Regions from separate parts of the Homo sapiens genome. Here region 2 is linked to region 1. The links are chromatin loops, found by intact Hi-C in ENCODE. Cell type or tissue: GM12878. All regions are shown on one strand.

Region 1 (2,500 bases):
ATCACAATCCTGCAGCTGGGGGCAGCCATAAGAGAATCAAGATCATCAACCACTGTCAAAGTCCAATAAAATCCACCCTCTCTCTTCCTTCTTCTCTTGTTTGCCTCTGGGCTCCAACTGCCTTTAACAGAGTTGTATCATATGAAAATGTTTACAAGAAACAAAGTTATATGTAAGAACTTGAATATGATACAGTTGGCCCTCTGTATCCATGGATCCAACCAATGGCAGACCAAAAATGTGGCCTACAATGGTTGCTTATATACTGAACATGCACAGGCTCTTTGTCTTGTAATTATTGCCTAAACAATGCAATATAATAACAAATTGCATAGCTTTTACACTGTACTAGGTATTATAAATAATTTAGAGATGATTTAAAGTTTGTGAGAGGATGTGTGTTGGTTACATAAAAATACTATAACATTTTATTTAAGGAACTTGAACATCCACAGCTTTTAGTATCCATGGGGAGTCCTGGAAAGAATCCTCCTTGGATACGGAAGGAAAAATGTATCCCAAAGTTCAAGAGAACAAATAACCATTTACTCCTGCATAGTAACTTTATGAAGAGCTAAAGGAAGAAAGGAGGATGAAGTCCTACGATAAACTCACAGAGAACACTACAAGATGTCAGCAGATTTTACATAAGAACCTCACACAGTTGTATACATTTAAAGAGAACTACACAAAGGTAAGACATGAGCAGGCAGCTGGGATTGCCAAGCATTCCCCTAGGTTGGTTTCCAGACAAATAGGTGTTTTGTGTGGTTTTCTTTTTTGGAGACAGGACCTCGCTCTGTTGCCCAGGCTGGGGTGCAGTTGCGTGAACATGGCTCACTGCAGCCTTAACTTCCTGGGCCCTTGCAATCCTCCCACTTCAGCATCCCAAGAAACTGGGACAACAGGCATGCGTCACCATGCCCAGCTAATTTTTTTATTTCTCTAGAGACAAGGTCTCATCATATTGCCCAGGCTGGTCTTGAATTCCTGTGCTCAAAGCAATCCTCCCACCTTAGCCTCCCAAAGTGCTGAGATTACAGGCGTGAACCACAGCACCCATACCAATAACTGTATGTTTGACCCTTTGGGCAAGGTGTGACATTCAACTCTGCCTATGTATATACATAACTGAATCTCCAAATGCACCTTTGGCTTTTACAGTCTTAGAAAATGAATTACAAATTGGGCATGAAGACATCCAACAGTTCTCAAGCAACATTTACCACACAGAATTGCCTGCGTCTGCCTGTCTTAAAGCCCACCCACAATTTCATTTTCAATTAACAGCTCCTCGAAAGGCAGTAATGAAAGCAGTTGCTAAAGAGCATTCAGATGTCACCGAAAGACTGCAAACCCAAACTGTAAATAGCACATTGTGAGTCGCCTGTCACCACCATCAACTCCCACGGGAATCACGCAGCATGTGGCTATCACAACCATCTGCTCAGTTCCCCACCACCACCAGTGCAAACCACACAGACACCCATCTCCTCCCACTTCCCACTCATTACCTGTCATGTACAGACTTGTGTGGATACAAGATTGCTGTGAACAGAGATTAGAATGCAGAATGTACAGAGGCTTATTTCATGTTCTTTAGCTGAGATCTGGCCACATGCAGATAACTTTATATCATCACAAGAGGGAAAAATGTAAAATTTAATCAGCACAAAAATACACAGTTTCAAATAAAGAAAGGGAGTTCTGTCCTACCCTCATCAACTACCAAAAGTGTACTGGCTAGGCCTTATTAAAGGAAAGATGTGCTCCCTCATTCTTCAATCACTGACATTGTAGAAATTTATGGGAGCCAGAGTTGAGAATCACTCCTGTCACTTTATCTTTCTTAACTCCTCTATCAATATATGGGATTTAAATGGCCCTTAATAAAGTTCTGCATGCACAAATACACATATAAAATTTTCTTACTTTGGGAAATATAAAAGGTCACTGTTTTATGGAACAACTCCTGTAGGTATCAGGATCACCCAAGCTGAATTATGGCCCATTCTTTTCATTGCAGTTCCTTTTCCCATTCAGCTTATTTTCTCTCTGCAGGTTTTATTTTATGAGGTGGTAGTTAATGTGCTGTGTTGGTTAATTTAGGGTATCAACTTGACTGGATTAAAGAATACCTAGAGAACTGGTACAGCATTACCTTTGGGTGTGTTTGTGAGGGTGTTTCCAGAGGAGATTGGCATGTGAGTCTCAGTGAACTAAGTAGGGAAGGATCTGCCCTCCATGTGGGCAGGCACCATGCAATCAGCCGGGTGTCCAGATAAAACAAAAACAGAGGAAAGGCGAAATGGTCTCTCTCTCTCTCCTAGAGCTGGGATATAATTTCCTGCCCTTGATCATCTAAACTCTAGGCTCTCTAGGCTTTGGACTTGAGGACTACCCCAGTCTCAGGCCTTCAGACTTGGTCTGAGCCATACTGTGAATCCCAGGGTCTCCATCTTGCAGATGGCTTGTTATGGGACCTCTCAGCCCCCATAAT
Region 2 (2,500 bases), 110 kb after region 1:
ATGGCTAGTGGAAAGTGAGCATTTCTTAAAAATATCAAACTGGAGTAAGTACTGTGGGCAGAGGTAACTTCACAATGTCACCCCAATAGTGTGCCAGATGTTAGGGGGGCTTATCATACCAAAGGCAGGAAAAGACACCAAAAAGAAGGACTGCTTTGGACTTCTACAACAGGGATGTATCTGTTGATCCCAGAAATAATCATAGGTATTACCCATTTCTACCAGCTCAACCGCTTCCCCTGCTTTCCCTGCTGTCCTAATTTCTAGTCATTCTGCCTTGATTTTTTTGTTTAACCTTAATTATCACATGTTCTCAACTAGCCTGCACTCTTGCTACATGGAGATTTGAGTAGGGGCTTTCCTAAAGCTGATCCTGGAACAGATAACCCTGATACCCACAAGGCAGCTGGGAATACATTGACCTGGAGTGAATAGTCAGAAACAAATTTCCTGTTACATATTTATCTGACTTACACTGGTTTGATTCGAATGTTTCAGAGAGTATATGCTTAATAACCAAGATACTGATCTATCCTTACATACATAAGGTTACTGACACATGAGTTATTACAAATAATAACCCTTAAATCTATTTTGGTAAATGCTGATTATCAGCTAGTTCTTCATTATCTTTAGATTTTAAGAATGAAAAATAATGTCATTTATAGGGAATTTTTTAGATAGTAGGAACTGCCCAGGTAAAAAGGTGAGGGGGTTGGGCATACTCCAGACAAAAGGAACACACACAAATGGGAAAAGCTCAGAAATAAAAACACAGCCCCTCAAGGAACAGCACCAGGAGGGGGCGGGGAGAGCTTAGATTTCTAATGAGGAAAAAAAGACTGAGGCACAATAGCAAATATTTGGATTTACAAATCAAAAAACCACATAGAGAATGCCAAGGAGTTTTAAGAAATTCCATGTATGATTATGCAGGTTATAGTCCCTCATATGTAACTCAAATGAAAACTGCCCATCTGATTTTCCAGAGTGCTAACTGTATCACTGTAGATTTAACAGTAACAGCTGAGCAATTTCTGAGATGTCAGTGTAAGAAGTCCCATGCTCATGAACCCATGAATGACACTTCCCTGCCTGTCTAAAATACCGGTTCCCCAAACTCGCTGGACCTCAGAGGCACCTGGAGACTTGCCTCTGGTTTAAAATGGAGACTTTGCTGGGCATTGTGACTGTGGTCCCAGATACTCAGAAGGTAGAGGTGGGAGGACTCTGAGCTGAGGAGTTCAAAACCAGCCTGGGCAACAGACCCCATGTCTATTGGTAAAAACATAAAAATGAAGACAACGTAGACTCCCAGGTTCCACCAGGAGGCATTCTCATTCAGTGAATCTGGGTTGAGATACCAAAATTCGTATTTTTAATAAGTGCCACAGGAGATTCTAAAGCTGGTGGTACAGACTTAACTCCACCACTTTCTGGATCAGTGGTCCTCAAAACAAGTTCACCCTGGATCCAGGGAAGGCATAAACTGATCCACTGTGATTGAGGAAAAAAAAAATACCATACTTACATATAATTTTTTTCTCTCTAGCCTTATTGAGGGGTGTGTATGTGTGTACTTATATACACACTTTTTTTTTTTTAGACTAGGTTTCGCTCTGTTGCCCAGGCTGGAATGCAGTGGTGCCATTAAAGCTCACTGCAGCCTCGAACTCCTGAGCTCAAGCAGTCCAACCACCTCAGCCTCCCAAGTAGCTGGGACTACAGGCGTGCACCATCACACCCAGCTAAAATTTTAATTTTTTGTAGAGATAGGATCCCACTATGTTGTCCAGGCTGATCTCAAACTTCTGGCCACAAGCAGTCCTCCCACCTTGGCCTTCCAAAGTGCAAGGATTACAGGAGTGAGTCACCACACCCAGCTATTTTTAATTGTTCGGGCAACTTCCGTACTAATTTCCGTAATACCAATAATAATTTATATCCCCACTAATGGTGCACAAGACTTCCCTTTTCTCCACATTTTTAACTTACATATATTTTATAACTTCATTTATGAGTACAGTATGTAAACATATGGACAATGCATAATCAAATTCTCTTTCTAGAAAAGATACATAACAAAAAAAAATTAGGGGCCACAGTTAGGAGTACTTTTGCCTAGAAATAAAACTGAATACTCCAGCATCCCAGGGGAAAGGAAAGGCATATGGAACTGAAAGAATAATACCCTGAAGAGGGGGTAATGCAACGTTTACCGAACGCACTGAAGGGAAAGGCAAATCGCAAGGAGAGCCCCAGTCATGTCCCAACCTTAGAGAAAATCACTTGGGGTATCATCTTTCTCATGTGTAAAATGAGTAAAGGGGTGATCCACATGTTCTCTTACGTTCCTCCCAGCACAAACACACTACAGTTTATAAAGCACTGATGAAGAGGAACCATGAGTGAGGTAATGAAGGGTGGTACATGCTATTCCTCACAAGCTCGAAATAGATCAACAAAGTCTGGAAAATGCCTGTCACGCAGACAGAAGCCC

The links. A loop is a pair of places that touch in the nucleus more often than their neighbours do. Peaks named below come from ENCODE experiments on the same cell type or tissue, not always from the same donor. Only the 100,000 strongest peaks of a DNase experiment are listed, where the experiment ranks them.
Region 2: a loop joins it to region 1, with 2.0 times the contacts of the local background. A loop is called at or near these places in 1 of 110 quality-filtered maps.

The regions. Positions count from the first base shown.
Region 1 is chr7:69,905,390-69,907,889 of GRCh38, reverse strand. All of the region lies in intron 2 of AUTS2 (activator of transcription and developmental regulator AUTS2), which reads right to left. Among named protein-coding and RNA genes, the nearest start is that of AUTS2, 310 kb to the right of the region's middle. In GM12878, no CTCF peak of the experiment used is centred here; a DNase peak (open chromatin) is centred at 1,389; H3K27ac peaks cover 2,255 bases.
Region 2 is chr7:69,798,094-69,800,593 of GRCh38, reverse strand. All of the region lies in intron 1 of AUTS2 (activator of transcription and developmental regulator AUTS2), which reads right to left. Among named protein-coding and RNA genes, the nearest start is that of AUTS2, 200 kb to the right of the region's middle. In GM12878, a CTCF peak has its summit at 1,338 (motif pointing right); no DNase peak of the experiment used is centred here.